Linked DNA regions of Homo sapiens: region 2 is linked to region 1. The links are chromatin contacts, found by Hi-C or POLR2A ChIA-PET in ENCODE. All regions are on one chromosome and are shown on one strand. The core of a region is the stretch at or near the end of the contact, and the rest is flanking DNA. Distances in the headings are between cores, read along the strand shown.

Region 1 (7,953 bases), core at 1,575-4,074:
AATGAAAAAAAAGTAAACCCTATTTAAGTTAATATTAAAACTACCAATATAATATTGAAATCATCATTAAACATAAAGTGTTGAAGTTAAATGGAGAGAGAAATATATATGACCAGCCCTTGCTTTACTGGTCTTTGTTCCATTTGAGTAAAACAAAGTGCCACATCTGGAATTGTTTAAAACATGGAGGTGGTAGGGGTGGGTAGAGAGAGACAGGTATAGATGTAGATCTTACTACTGGTCAGATTTGGACGTGCTTTAAAGGAGTGATAACTAGAGTTGGAGATGGCTCCGCAGAGTAGAGGAAATTAAAATTAGTTAGGATTTTTGCAGGGGAAAAATTGGGATAGAGGTATCCAGGAAAGAAGAAGGCATAGGAATCTTTGGAGCTGAAGGGAAATAGTTAGTTCATTGTGACTGGAGTGTAGGGGGTAAGAAGCCAAAGGCAGGAAGTGAGGCTGGTAGAACGGGTGGAAAGTAGATACTTGAAAATATTTCAAATCAACGATGGACTTTATTTAAATCCTGCTTCGGTGACAAATGTGTTTTCTGTCTGTACACTGGAGTCCAACAATTAGGACCTTCTTACTGGAGCGTTCTGTATTTTGATAATTGATGTAAACAAATGTAGCATGCTCCTGCTTGTCAAGTTTACAAGCAGAGTTTCCTCCTCACAATTAGGGAGGAAAAACATCTGCCAGCTGATTCTATGCGCTGACCTTCTTTAGGCCTGTACTGTAATTTCTCTGCCTCCAGGGATCCTGGGGGCAGGATGGTTGGAGTGGCTGCCTGGCTACCTCTTCTAATGGAAACATATTAGACATGGTGTATTAGGGATAGGAAATGTGTTTCCTCACCTTTGTGGGGCATTGCTGGTGATATATAACTTCCACAAAGAGAGGTGGACAATAGGCTGAGAGATAGAGACTTAGGTTCCTCGCCAGCTGCATCTGGGCCTGGATGGGTGGGCCTTAACCACTCTTTTGGTCTGTTTCTTGCTAGTAAATAGGCGTCATCGTTCCCGTCCCCTGTGTGCTTCTGGGACACTGTGTGCTTAGCTAGACCTATTTCCCTACTGTAGTCACTCCTGAGCTGCGTGGTCGTTTGAAGGAGTTAAGCACCCATAAGTGCTTGTGGCCAACAGCAGTGATCTAGAGACTGACTCAAGTTAAGATTATTTGATGTGCTCTATAAGGCCTCTGAAGAAAGCTTAGGCAGGTAAATATTTTAAATTGTTTTCATGGATTTTATTTCATATATAATATTTGCATCCTGTGGTGGAAATAGAAAAACACCTTAGTAGGTCCTGTAGCTTACTATGCATTTTCCAGTGCAGGGGGGTTCTTTATTAGCAGATTTACACTCCACTGTCTTTTTCTTCAAGTAATGGAATTTTTTTTTGATTTACTGTGCACTATGGTTGGTCACAAAATTATAGTTCCTGTGAAAGAGCTGAAAGGAACATTTGTGAAGGACTTATGCTGTGCTTATACTGTTAAGTTGCTCAGAGGAAAGTATGAAGGCGAGCTCTGATGCAAGAGCCTGCTGGGGCTGGAGCAGAAAATTAGTGCTTCATTTTTAACTTGAATATGCCACAGAGCTTCTAGAGGACTCGAGAGCCAAACAGTGGTGGATTGGTCTTCGATTTTCTCATAGTGATCTTGCTTTGAGGAAGTTTTTCCCTTTCCTAATACTCACTCACTTATAAGATAGTGAACATAGGGAGGCAGGAAATTAGTTTCTATCAGGTACCTTTTATGTGCCAGGTGTTTTAGATACATTTTATTTTTTACTCCTCCTTCTAAGTGAGATGCAGAAGGTAAAGAACAGTTCCAAGGTCACGTGTCAAATTGAGACGCGTGGTTTCACGTTGGCCGCAGGTCTGGCTGATGCGGTCAGTGTTGTTGCCACTACAGCGTGTTAGATTAATATGCGATATTAGTTCATTTCTTTGAAATCTTCAGAGAGAAGAAAGAATGTTTTCTTAAAGAAATTGGACTAGTTTGATTAATAATTTTAGCATCACATATCCTCCCACTGAAACAGGTGGGAAAACTGTGAGAAGTTATTTGCTCTTGACCAAGAATGTATTTAAGACAGTTAATGCAAATTTTCTTATCAATGTTATACTTAGAAATCAAATGTGTAATGGTACTAAGAATATGGCAGTTGGGTAACATTAAGTTAAAAAAAAAGTAGTAAAAATTACTTTTGTTGACATACCTAATGTGGTTATAACAAGGTTCTTTTAAGAGAAACACAAGATTGCCATACTGAAATCCTTCTAATGCTGCGATTTAAATCCATACACAAACAAATGCTGTTTTGGAACTTTTCAGAATGTTAAAATTGTCTTCAATGAATGTTTATGAAGAAATTACTGAAAAAGCATTTCTTAATAGTGAAGTGCCTGTTTTTTTTTTCAGTCTATCGTCCAAAACACTCTTTTCTAAATGAGTAGCAAAGGGGTTAAAAAATCATTAATCTCCCAAAGGGTCTGTGAGAGAGTTATGTGGTTAGGTATTATTATTGCCTCATTTATAAACCAAGATCCGGAGTGACTCCTTAAGGTCACAAAACAAGCCAGTATTGAAGCCGGGACTGGAACCGACGTCTCCTGCCTCCCAGTCCAGGGCTGTTACCACTCCCAGGGAGTTGACCAATCATCACAGTTATTAATATCCCACTTGCCACATGCTACAAGCCATGAACATAAATATTTTGTTGGCATTTTATCTTCATGCTCCCTATGTGCCAGGCTCCCTTTCTTTCTATGTTCACAGCCCCTTCTAATAACTCACGTTCTTGTCTGACCACATTGGCCTTTGCGTGAAAGTCACACGTCACCCCGGCAGGGAATGTTCAAGCATGCGGATTTGCATACTTTCATTCTGATCTCAAGGCTTTTTCTAGACTTCCTTTTTTTTTTTTTTTAAATCTCGTGTGTGTGTGTGTGTGTGTGTGTGTGTGTGTGTGTGTGTGACAGGGAGGATGGTAAGAAGTAGTTTAAAAATGCATTGTGTGCTACATCAATATCCAATGGCTTTGTACATTAGGAAACAGTAAAGCTTTAAATAGTTTGTAACATATGTCCACATAATTTATCACAGAATTGTGGTTTATTTAATAAGTGACTCATTATCACTATCTGATAGCCAGAATACTGGATAAAGAATAAGTGTGGGCAGAAGTTATTCACCATTTCTTATAGCCTCATCCCAGAATACAGCTCTTCTTTGCAAATTACAGATTCTTTGCAGTTTTCTCCCACCCGCCCCCCCAACGCCTCTATAAGAATATACAAAATTGTCAGAAAACATGAAATAATGTTACGGGAAAACATGGCCAAATTTAAGAAATCTGGCTTAGATTGCTCTGAAAGGTTATTGCTAAATGAATCTTCGAAGAAAACGAATTCCTTTACTGGAACAAAAGTAATTTATTATGCATTTCATGGGTGTCTGCCAGAAGAGTTACTAGCAGTATGAAGATCCAGTGGATATGAATTAAGTACAATCTGTTAGTTCTGTTCATGTTTAGACCTACCTGTTAATTTTCTCTGAAATTTTAATAATTTAAAAAAGCATCTCCATAGACAGGTGTTGGCAATGTGACAATTCACCACTCAGCTACCCATCACATCAGGCTTTTTTAAAGGCCCAGTACTCAGAATTTGTGAGACTGAGCACAAAGACATTATTTTATTGACCTCATATTTTAAGAATGATTTGGACAAATACATAACTAGGCATTGATTCTAATGTCCTGTTGGGGTCTTACGAGTAAACGGTTCCAAGTCAACATCTGACGATGCTTAAATCATGATCCGACTTGATGGTGTGCTGCCTGTTTTGGTTGTTGGCCTGGCACGGTTTCACCAGAGCTGGGCCACATGCTGCAGAACCATATTTTTATTTTATTAAACACAAGTATTTTACATTTAAAGCTCTCATTAAATTTAGTTGCTTGATTCGTGGTGAAGCCTGAATATGGTCAAAAGTTTATTCTGGGGGTTCACGGATTAGCAGCTGGGAGGAAACAGATTCCAGCAGCCAGGCGCTAGCTCCAGCTCTGTCTGTGTGAGTATAGCAAGCTGCCAAGGTTCTGTAAAGCCTCTGTTTTCCTCCTTCTACTAAAGGGGAAAAGTAATTCCTACCATCTGGTCCTTAGGAGTATTGTGTAGAGTGAGTGGGAGATGCCTGGAGACCTCTTTGAAGTTTAAGAAGAATAGCACTACTTAAATACGGGTCTTGGAAGTTAATAGTAATCAGCTTTATTTGCGTGGCATTTTTTTTCATCCCAAGATATTAGAATAAGATCCTCACTTTCTTAATGGGGAAATTTAGAGACGTAGAGTTATTGTGTTAAGAAAGTAACCACATTTTAGAGATTTGTATTTCACTGATAGCAAATTTTTTATTCCTTCTGATACTTAGTACTTTCCTAATGCTTTTTGTGGTTTAAGTGCATTGTAAATGCTTCTTGGTATGTTTTCTGTAATTAAGATGGAGAGATTAAGATGCTCATCCATCTCCTGAAAAGTCAGTTTTGTTATAAAAATTAAGATCATAATTCACCAGGTTTTAAATCTTGCCTCAGGATTCTGTCCCACTTAATTTGAAGATTAGAATAGTGTAATTCATTCTGATTCATTTAGAAGATAAGCTTTTTCTTTAGGGTCCTCATTGACTTCAAGTTGTGGGACAAACCCTCTCCCTTGCAATTTATATTTGTACATGAGTATTTTGGTGATAATCCCAGAGTACTTATAAAGTTTGGCGCCTTTCTTCACCACAACATGCTTGCTGTTGAGTGTGCACAGATACATAAAGCAATTTGCTCTTTTGTCCAGAATAGATTATGTGCATAGAATTGCTTTCGTCTTCTTGAAAAGGGCAGCATCCCTTGGTGTGGCTATAACCTTGCCTACTCAGGCCTAGAAGGGGCGAGAGGGGTATGGGTTGGGGCAGAGTGGGGGAGCAGCCGGTGAAATTTCCAGTAAGGAATTTGTTTGCCGAATTAAATATACAAAACTATTCTGCTGAATAGTTAGGTCATCAGTTGAGGTGACGGTGACTCTCTCTCTAGAGAAAAGGTGTCCATGTTCCTTTGTTTTATTAAGCTGTTAAGAATTCGAGAGTTTCATTGTGATTGGTTTTCACATGTCCTGGTGGAGACAGAATTTGTGTGTGTTCATGTGTCTTTCATGTGTCACCTTCTAAACTATTACTGTCACTTTGTATCTGGTCCTCTGTTACCTCCAGCCAAACTGAAATGATCGTAGTTTATATAGTGGAAGTTACGATTTGCAGGAAAGCATTTCCCCTTTGTTGGAATTTATACAAAGTTTTTAATTCCTCTTTGGAGGAAGGCAGCTATAAAGCACCACAGGAGTCTAACCTAGAGGTTACAAAAGCAGAGAAGAGCTTTGGCAGTGAGGGACGGCTGGCTTCCCCTCACACAAGAAAAAGCCGTAAGCACAGTCTCACTCAGATGTGTAGGAAGGACGGATCAGAGGCTGGGGGAGCCGACAGTCTGCCTTGCAGTGAAGGAGGCATGTGATCACCATCAAAGTCTTCTGCTCTGGGAAGGATCACACAGTCGTCCTTCAGCCTGCCTGGGGCGCAGTGTTTTCTTTCCTCAGACCGAAACTGCATGAAGAGAGATTCCAGCAAGGAAGATAGAGCATGCCCCGTACACTCCTCTCTGGTTTTCTTCCTCAAAGGAAATTTATGCATGTAATCCACAAGCCGAAGAACCCATGTTTTTCTTTGGAAAAGGCTACGCCCTTTCAGGGTTTCCTTTTCTCGGCTGTGTTGCCTTCCCATCAGAAGCTGTCTCTTGCCCTCCCCATTATGGGATGTGCGAAATGAAGGAAAACAGAGACACTGCTGGGCATTTGTCTCCATGAGTTGATCCAATCAGAAATCTTTGACTTTTCAGATATGTGTCCAAAAATGAGTGAAGGCTCCTCACAGGAAAAAAAAAAAAAAATTCTAGGTGATCTAAAGATGAACTGTGGCTACTTCTCAGGCTAGCGGATATTTTCCATGTCCCAATCTGTAGCAGCCCAAGCTCTCCCTGAAGTCATTTACTCCTTTAAGAGGGAGTTTTCCAGCCCAGCTGCTCTGCCTGTCTCCCACCTAACCCGGCCAGCTTTCAGTGCTAAGCCCAGGCTGGGTCTGGCCCTGATAACACATTCTTTCAACAGGAAGTGCCTCCATTTTCAGTTGTCTGTGGGAGGGTGGAGGGCAGATAAGCCTTGAATGGAAACACAGAGCCGATTTCTGCTCCACCCTCCTTGCACTTTGATCAGGGAGAGAGCAGGGACCTCCGCCTGGCCTGTGCTGCCTGCCGAAAGGAGGGAGGATGGTTGAGCTGTGGGCATTCCGGAGCTCTCCCTCCCTTTTGTTCAGGAACGTTTGTTTAGGTTGGTCTAGGTTAGTGAAGTGCCTGCTTTTGCAGGGTTGTGATGTCTGCGATCTGAACTAAAGTCCTTTGAAGGGTTGAATTATTTGTGGGAAAATATATCAACCAATTGAAATTTATACGTGTGTTTGTATGTGTGTGTATTAGGTCCAGGATCATAGTATATTTTTCTCTGATTTCCCCCCTCCGCCCCCCCCTCCCAACACACACACATCGTGTTGATTCTCAGTAGGCATCTCTTGACTATCATCAGTGAGGGAAAGGGACTTAAAAGATGAACAATAACAGGACAAAGCCAGGCTTCTTAAGAAGAGTAGCTGTGCCAACTCTGAACGCCTTCTACTTTTAGAATATTGGTTTAGAGGCCAGGCACGGTGGCTCATGCCTGTAATCCCAGTACTTTGGGAGGTCGAGGCAGGCGGATCACTTGAGGTCAGGAGTTCGAGATCAGCCTGGCCAATATGGTGAAACCCTAACTCTACTAAAAATACAAAAATTAGCCGAGTGTAGTGGTGGGCGCCTGTAATCCCAGCTACTCTGGAGACTGAGGCAGGAGACTCACTTGAACTCGGGAGGCGGAGGTTGTAGTGAGCCGAGATACCACCACTGCACTCCAGCCTGGGCGACAGAGTGAGAGAATATCGGTTTTGAGAGCTGAAGTTACGCTGATGCATGGAGCTGACGTGTTGATTGTTTTAACTTGTATAGAACTGTGAGATTCACATGTGCGTGGCTGGCCAGGCCCTGGCCTGTGCCAGGTGGCAGGGAGATGATTTCAGGGGCGGATGGGGGCCCTTCTGACCCGCCCTCCTGTTAGTGCCTCGACTCTGGTTCCCTCCTATTTTTTCAAGCCACTTTCTGATCCCATGAAGGTTGGCTTGTCCCTCAAGTGCCTTGTGTTTCTGGTACTCATGTCTTCTATTCATCCCCAAAGTTATTAGGTTGGTGCAAAAGTAATTGTGGGTTTTGTCATTACTTTCAATGCCAAAAACTGCAATTACTTTGGCAACAACCTAAATAGATTTACTATGCAATTCAATTTAAGTATTCAAAGAAAAATATTCAAAGAAAGGTATAGATGGCTAATAGACTTGGCCCTCTCAGCTAGTCCCCTGTTTCTCCCCTCCTCCCAGGGGACCTTTGTAATACTTACACATGTGCATGGATAAATTGCAGTTATGACGTGTAATTCATATCTTGCTGTTTTTCACTTAACATGGTATTACAGGATTTTTTCCATTTTGCTCCATGATCTTATTATTTTTAATAATTGCATAATAGTTCATTGAGCGGATGTGCCCTGCTTTTCTAAACCGTTCCCATATTATTAGACATTAGATTGTTTCTATAGTTTCTACTATTAGAAGTAACCTTGCAACGGTTGGCTTCCTTTGCGGAGCCTTTCCCTTCTTTTGAATTATTTCCTTATAATACATTTCCAGAAGTGAAATTATAGGGCGAAGTAGGGTCTAAACTTCTGGATGGCTCTTGACATTGCAGCTAACTGCCTTCTGTAAGGTGGGT
Region 2 (7,953 bases), core at 1,956-4,455, 120 kb after region 1:
CAGTTGAAGAATATTCAGGGAGCAAATTCATATTGATGCTTTATGAATGATTTGATGCTGATATGATGATGATTTGCTAGAAATCCCTACAATCCAGAAATGGAGTAACTTAGAGATTCTGGGAAATCATCACTATATAGCCAGTACCAAAAAAAGAAGAAGAAGAAGAAAAAGAACAAATAGATTCTTCTGAGCACTCTTTTCAGAATCATTGATTGTTGATATACAGCTCTTCATTTGCATTAAGAAGCATTAAGAAATTATTTGTATCCCCACTGGGTTTCTATTGAATTCTTTTCTAGTACAGTTCTATACGTTGGAGTTTTGCCAATTTGGTTTAATTAATTAATCTTCAAGTAAAACCAAAGCATATTTACAGTATTTATGGGATTTCGTTATGAAACATCATCACTTCTGGTTCACTTGCATTCTGCTGTTTTTGGTCATCATTATTTGTATTGTTGGATTTGGCAGCAATCCTGGAAATACAATTTACTTTATGCTAAAACCATGTCTAAGAAAAAGCTGTGACTCCACGGTGGAGTGAAATATGGTGTACACTCCCTTGCATTGTGTTCTTGGTTTTGGAGATACATCAAACTACGAATGATGTATTCTTTCAAACTTGAGAAAGTGTGGGAGGTAGGGAACTTTTAGATGCCACAAACACGTTTTAAAAAGCATCTCAGAACCAGTTCTCTCTAAGAGGAGAAATACAGTTAGATTCTCCATGGTAAAAAGGAAGTTTTTTTTTTTAATTTTTGTTTTTTAAAGCACTGTGATAGGAGAAAAGGAATACTCTCAATGTATAGGCTCCTTGTGGCAACTGAAAAGACAACCAAGGCATAAGCTTGTGTGTTTCAGGCATAGTTGGTTTGTGGAGTAACTGAGGCCATCTGAAGTGCTTTTTATGATGGGTTTTGCAGTTCATTAAACATTCACTTACAGGGAGAATCTTTAACACTGTAGTTCGTGAGGTAGGCCTTTTCCTCCCAGTCCAGAAGAATAAAATTATCTGGAATGAGAATCGGATGTGAGACAAGTTAAAGAGAATTGGAACTTCTTTTTCTAGGCATTTCAGCTGTATTTTTAGCAGGCAAAATAATTTTGGGGAGCATCATATCTAAATCTTTCACTCCCATTCTTTGAATTTAGCAATTCACGTATATTTTGGGAAAAAAACAACATATGAACACCTACATCTTACAAGGAAGATGTAGATCTATACACACCTAGCGTTGATGTTAAGTGTCTCCCTTCATGGATGAGGTGAAACAGAACAGTTTCACACAGCTGGTGGGAATGTAAATAGTACAACCACTATAGAAAACAGTATGGAGGTTCCTTAAATAACCAAAAGTAGATCTACCATTCAATCCAGCAATCCCACTACTGGGTATCTACCCAAAGGAAAATAAGTCATTATATGAAAAAGACACTTGTACCTACATGTTTACAGCAGCATAACTCTCAATTGCAAAGATATGGAACCAACCTAAGTGCCCATCGATCAATGAGTGGATGAAGAAAATGTGGTATATATACACCATGGAATACTACTCAGCCATAAAAAGAAATGAAATAATGTCTTTTGCAGCAACTTGGATGGAGCTGGAGGCTATTATTTTGAGTAAAGTAAGTCAGGAATGGGAAACCAAATATCCTATGTTCTCACTTATAAGTGGGAGCTAAGCTATGAAGATGCAAAGGCCTAAGAATGATGTAATGGACTTTGGGGACGGGGCCAGGGAAAGTTGGTAGGGGTGAGAGATAAAAGACCATGTATCGGGTACAGTGTACACTGTTCAGGTGATGGGTGCTCTAAAATCTCAGAAATCACCACTAGAGAACTTATCCATATAACCAAAAACCACCTGTACCTCAAAAACTATTGAAATAAAAAAAAAAACAGAATGTTAAAGAGTATCCCTTAACTTGCCCTTCATTAGTGATCAGTACCTTGTCAATGGTAGATAGATCCCCCAAAGTGCTGTTGGTCTGTACATAGGCCGTCCAACTATGTGTAGGTTTGTCACCAGTAACCTAAACTGACACTAAGTGTAGGTAATTTCAGCTCCTCAAACAGGCATGATGGTTTTCAGGAACCATGTCAACTAGAGGAAACCAAGAGGATTTTCTGAAAGCAGCTGATTAATTCTTCGATGACTTCTCTTGGGGTTCCCTGATTTCCCATGGAATCAGACAGCTCTGAGCTGTAATCATTGGTAGTGTTTTGAAATCTTCACGTTATATAAACAAATCATCATCTTGCCAGGTTTGGGGGTCATCCTGTTAATAGGTCTGAAACAGGAACTCAGTGTGAGTCCTGGGTCACGGCCTCTTTTCCCCCAAGATCACATTTTTTTAGACAAACATTGCTTACTTTCTTTAACTGCAGAAAGTCTGTGCACGATTAAGTAGAATTTAGGCTCCTGGTGGTGTGCTAAAGTGAAACAAAGGAATTCCAGTGATTGGTAAGACAGGTGTTTGCTTCCTCTTCCTTGTTTTGGGCAGCACAGGCAAATCCCCCACATTACTGTTGTTCTTCATGGGATTGCCCCTTGGAGAGAGGATGGACACTGCTTATAAACCATCGTCCAGGTCCTATTCCCTCCTCTTTATGGTCGGAGGCACAGTTCTGAGTTCCCCCATATCACAGCAATTACCTTGCATCCCTTTTTCCCCTTTTTGATTACTATAAGTTTGAGTCAGCTCTTCATCCTCTCAAGTTGGCACCCATGGGAAGAGGCCAAGTTTATTTATCTTTGGTGCATCCTGTCTTCCTTTTCTGCCCTTCTGTGGCTTTTGGTAACTTCTTCATCCTTGGGCATTTTTTTGTGCTTAGCTCTTTTCATCTCCTCCCTTCTAAAAAAAAGACTCTTTGGCAAAGGCTCTGATAAACACATTTGCACTGAGGTGTAAATGGCTGATAAAAGATGCGTGTTTTGTTTGTTTGTTTGTTTGTTTTTTTACTAGGAGCATTTGCTTTGGTGCAAAGATATAAATTTCTAATGGTGGAATTTCAGATCAGCAGCCAGGGAAGGGAAGGAGTTGGGGGTGAGATATCTTCTTGAGGCCCCCATCAGCCTGCTTCTAAGGACATCCTCCTCCAAGGTAGCAGCCGGTCATAGGAGGCCCGGGCTGCTGTCTGTGGGAGGGGCTGGTCCCATGGTGAAACTCTGGCCTCACTCCACGACCAGAGCTTGAAGTCCTGGGGCTCTGTCTGAAAATCTTGAGCAAGCATCTTGCTTTTCCCAGAGGAATGTTTGGAAACACTACGAATATCACATTTGTGGTATATGTTTCATTACTTTACTGTTTTCTTCAGCTGATCTGATAGATACTTCATCGTTTTAAGGATTCTTGAACTTGCCCTTTAGCGACTCCAGTGCAACATCCTGGGTTCCCACATAGAGGTTAGTTCTTGCTGACAGAAACCTTTTAGTCTCATCATTCCTCAACTTGTCTAAATCAGAAGTGTTTTCGATATTCAAACCCTGACCTCCAGTAAATGAAAAACTGTTACAGCACAGTGAAATTCCTCCAGGCTTGGAGCACATACATCCATGACCACATCACTGCAGAATGAGATGACTAGGGCTGATGTCAAGGCAGGCAGCACCAGCCCCCACAGAAATGCCGGCCCTGCCCCGATTTCTTTGACACAACATGCAAGCCAGGCCTCTCAGGCACACTCCCAAGATGTGACATCTTCCAAACAACCCCTGCCCCATTAAAAAAATAAAAATCATCAAGCTTCAATGTAACTCAAAGCAGAAAGTATTGGTTAACATTATTTTTTTCCCCTAAAATACAATTCACCTCTCAGAGAAACTACTTTTGGATTCTGTTTATTCTAGTGAGTTGAAAATTTACTGTGGCCAGGGGCCTGTAATCTCAGCACTTTGGGAGGCCAAGGCGGGCTGATTGCTTGAGTCCAGGAGTTCGAGACCAGCCTGGGTGACATGATGAAACCTTGTCTTTACAAAAAATTTAAATAATAGCTGGGTGAGGTGGCACGTTCCTGTAGTCCCAGCTACTTGGGAGGCAGAGGTGGGAGGATTGCCTGAGTCCAGAATGGTGAGGCTGCGGTGAGCTGTGATAGCACCGTGGCAGAGTGAGATTCTGTCTCAAAAAAAAAAAAAAAGAAAACGAAAAATAACAGAAAATTTACCCTGAATTTCACCTTATATGATTCTATGATGTTTATGTGTGTTGAAGAACAAGTCAGACCTATAGGGTAAAGCGTTGTGTATTTGTCGGTTTTCTTTATCAGAGTAACTCAATTTTACCTGTCTTATCATCTTTCCAGGGCCTTTGGTATAGTACGTTCTCATAAAAAATTGTGAGGTGAAAAAGCAAATAAAGATGTTTATTTCTAACCCTATTTTGATAAGTTGAAATCTTTCATTTTCCAGCTGTTTTGTCTATAGTATACTAAACTTCCTCCATGGGCACAATAATACTGTTTATACTGCAGTGTGGGTAAACCTCAGAAACATTATGCTAAGTGAAGGAAGCCAGTCACAAAGGATCCCATATTGTACGGTTCCACTCATGTCAAATGTCTAGAATAGTCTAATCTATAGAGATAGAAAATACGTTAGTTGTTGCCTAGGGCTGAGGGAGACAAGAGAAATGGGGGTGACTGCTAAAGAGTATGAAGTTTCTTTTTGGGGTGATGAAATGTTCTAAAATTATGTTATGGTGATGGTTGTATAACTCTGTAAATGTGCTTTGACTTATACACTTTGAATGTTATGGTATGTAAATTACATATCAATACAGTGGTTTAAAAATGAATAAACTGGCCTGGCATGGTGGCTTAAGCTTGTAATCCGAGCACTTTGGGAGGCCGAGGTGGGCAGATCACTTGAGGTCAGGAGTTCGAGACCAGCCTGACCAACATGGTGAAACCCCAACTCTATTAAAATACAAAAATTAGCCAGGTGTAGTGGTGGGCGCCTGTAATCCCAGCTACTCAGGAGGCTGAGGCAAGAGAAACACTTGAACCCAGGAGATGGAGGTTGCAGTGAGTGGAGATCATGCCACTGCACTCCAGCCTGGGTGACAGAGTGAGTGAGACTCTGAAAATAAAAAGGAGAAAGAAAGAAAGAAAGAGAGAGAGAGAAAGAGAAAGAAAGAAAGAAAGAAAGAGAGAGAGAGAAAGAAAGAAAGAGAGAGAGAGAGAGAAAGAAAGAAAAAAGAAAGAAAAATGAATAAACTATGGTCTTATAAAATGGAAAGAAAAAGAGAGGACTTGGTTTGGATCCTTACTGCGGTGTAATATGAAAGACATTTGGTCTTTGTCCCCAGTTCCTGGCAAAGAGTTCCCTAACACCCAACCTATGGGATCTAATGCTAACTCCAGATAGATAATGTCAGGATTGAATTGATGTATAGTATACCCAGTTGGTGTTTGCTGGAGAACTGCATGGTGTGTGGGGAAAATCCCCTCTGTGTCTGGTCACAGAAGTGTTCTGGGCTGTGATGCAAGCACAGTAGGAGAGAAACAGAGTATCTTTCTTCAGAATTGGCATCAGAAGTGTTGCGAGAGAGGGTAGAGCAACAGCGAGTGTGCTTACCCCACCCCCCAACCTTTCTACAAATCTGGGAAATAGAATGAATCTGATCATTTTACTGGTATAGTAAGAAAATGCTTTGTTGTGGCTATGAAGGTGAGGATGAAATGGGTGAGGGTACCCTTCGGAGATGAAAAGGAAATTAAGGTAAGTGGGAAAGAAAATAAAAATTGAAGCCAAGGAATGTGTGCTGGTCACATCCTAAGGTGGCTCGCAGTGGCCCAACCTGTGTAACTCCCTCCTCTCGAGCTTGGTGAGACCTATGACTTGCATCTGACAATAGACTATGGCAAAGCCGCTGCGACATCATTCCTGTGATTATGACTATCAGACTCCGTCTTAGACTGGAGGGAGAAATTCTCCTGCTGGCCTTGAAGAAGCCAGTTGCTCTGACGTGAGCTTCTTTCAGAGAAGGCCACATGGCTGGCCCCCTCAGGGACCTCTAGGACCCGAAGGTGGCCTCTAGCCAACATCCAGTTAGAAGCTAGGAGCCTTCAGTCAGTCCTACAACAACAAGGAACTGAATTCTGCTAACGATCACATAAGCCTGGAAAAGGCTGCTCAGCTCCAGAAGGAATGCAAGCCAGCCAACACCTTGATTGCAGCCTTGTGAGGTCTGATGTTACCATCAAGATAGATAACGCCAGAACTGAATTACCAGCACCCAGCTCAGCTGTGCTGGGACACCCGGCCTCTAGAAACTGTGAGATGAAAAATGCATGTTGTTTAAGCCACTAAATTTGTGGTAATTTTTTATACAGCAATAGAAAACTAATACTATTATTGTAATAGTAACAATAACCGTTATAATAACAGCATATTGGAAATTAGTATGTGCCAGGCACTGGGCTAAGCTCTTTATACACAGAAATTCATGATTTCATTTTGAAGAAACAATATAGGATGGGTTCTGGCTCTGAACACAGACCACCAGGTTCCACGCGCTAGTCCTGTCTACTCGCCAATGACAGGGCCTTCAGCAAGTCACTCAACACCATTTCCTTTCAAGCCTCACATTTGTCCTTTTTGGTTGTTTATTTTTTGAGACAGGGTCTCGCTCTGTCACTCAGGCTGGAGTGCAGTGGTGAGATCATGGCACACTGCAGCCTCGACCTCTTGGGCTCAAGCAATCCTCCCACCTCAACATCCTAGGTAGCTGGGACTACAGCCACATGCCATCATGCTCGGCTAATTTTTTTTTTTTTATAGAGACAGAGTCTTGCTTTGTTGCCCGGGGTGGTCTTGAACTCCTGGCCTCAGGTGATCAGTCTGCCTCGGCTTCCCAAAGTCCTGGGATTACAGGTGTGAGCCACCGCGCCCGACATAAAATGGGTTTAAGAATGGTGTCTGCCTCACGGAGTTGATGATAGGGTTACATGAAATAATCCTACATCAGTGCCTGGCTCAAGGTAAATGCACGATAGTCACTAATTGTTGTTGCTGTCATCGCTACTATTTATTATATTGTTACATTCACGGTAATTAAGAGACCTCCTCTGCCACTCATTCATTGGGTGGCCTCGAGCAAGTTATTTTCTTAACTGAAGTTCTTCATCTGTAAAATGGGCATAGAAACAATACCTTCCCTGTAGGATTTTTATGAGGATTAAATGAGACGGTGCCTGTGCCACAGTGCTATGTCCAAGGTCTGACAGATGAGATAGACTTCATTCCCTTCTATCAGGGTGGAGAGGTGCCTCCTGGAAAGAGGCCAGTGTCAGATGGGACGCTATGCTCCCTTCCTTCATTCAGCAGTTTCATCTGTAAGACTGTGAAAAGGCACCTAGCACAGTAATCGAGGACTTGTGCCAATTCTCAGTAAGAAGGAATAGCTGCTGCTATGGTTGCATATGATCAGCATAGCTTTCCCAACATGGGTTCTTTATTGTAATCATTTTACATGTGCAAAACTGAGGCTTTTATAGAGGGTAACTTGCCCAATGCCAAACAGAATCAGAACTGAAAGGCAGATCTGCCTGGTTCTAAAAGCACAAATACTCCAGAAAAGCATATTTTGCATAGATTACAGTGGACTAAGACCCTTAGCAGGGGTCAAAGCAAACAGTACACTTGGAGATGGAGGATGGGGGAAAAGGGAGTAAAGAAGGATGGTCAATAAACGTAGGTGATGACAAGAAGGAAAAGAAAACAAAGGCTAAATGAAATTTCTGGTAAACAAGCTCATGGCACTAAGATGCATTTAATTCCACTTATACATTTTACAAGTGATTGTGATTTTTACAACAAAACGGTGACACTGGGTTAGAAGTTCTCATTTCCTGTCTCAGGGATGGAGTTGTGGACAACCCAAGCAAGTACTTCTATGTCTGATTTCTGTGGGGCCGTGAGCTGAGACAGACACGATTGCAAA

What was found. Hi-C counts contacts between places; a loop is a spot of excess contacts on that map. ChIA-PET counts read pairs that join two places held with the same protein, here RNA polymerase II (POLR2A). Pooled maps may share reads with other maps.
Region 2: a map of IMR-90 shows a loop between it and region 1 (2.6-fold over the local background). The contact joins two enhancer-like sites. A Hi-C loop is called at or near these places in 2 of 168 maps with a recorded cell type or tissue (IMR-90 and vagina) and 1 of 50 pooled maps. POLR2A ChIA-PET finds 5 or more read pairs at or near these places in 1 of 52 experiments (Caco-2).

What each region holds. Positions count from the first base shown.
Region 1 is chr18:22,188,092-22,196,044 of GRCh38, forward strand. The region is part of intron 6 of GATA6 (GATA binding protein 6); the gene reads left to right. Among named protein-coding and RNA genes, the nearest start is that of GATA6, 22 kb to the left of the region's middle. RefSeq lists an enhancer at 5,931-6,479. Within about 2 kb of position 2,825, at least 16 of the 41 ENCODE cell types and tissues checked have a DNase peak (open chromatin) inside an H3K27ac peak, as active enhancers do; they include IMR-90, where a contact is called at or near this core.
Region 2 is chr18:22,310,991-22,318,943 of GRCh38, forward strand. All of the region lies in intron 1 of LOC101927548 (a long non-coding RNA gene), which reads right to left. Among named protein-coding and RNA genes, the nearest start is that of CTAGE1, 100 kb to the right of the region's middle. Within about 2 kb of position 3,206, at least 4 of the 41 ENCODE cell types and tissues checked have a DNase peak (open chromatin) inside an H3K27ac peak, as active enhancers do; they include IMR-90, where a contact is called at or near this core.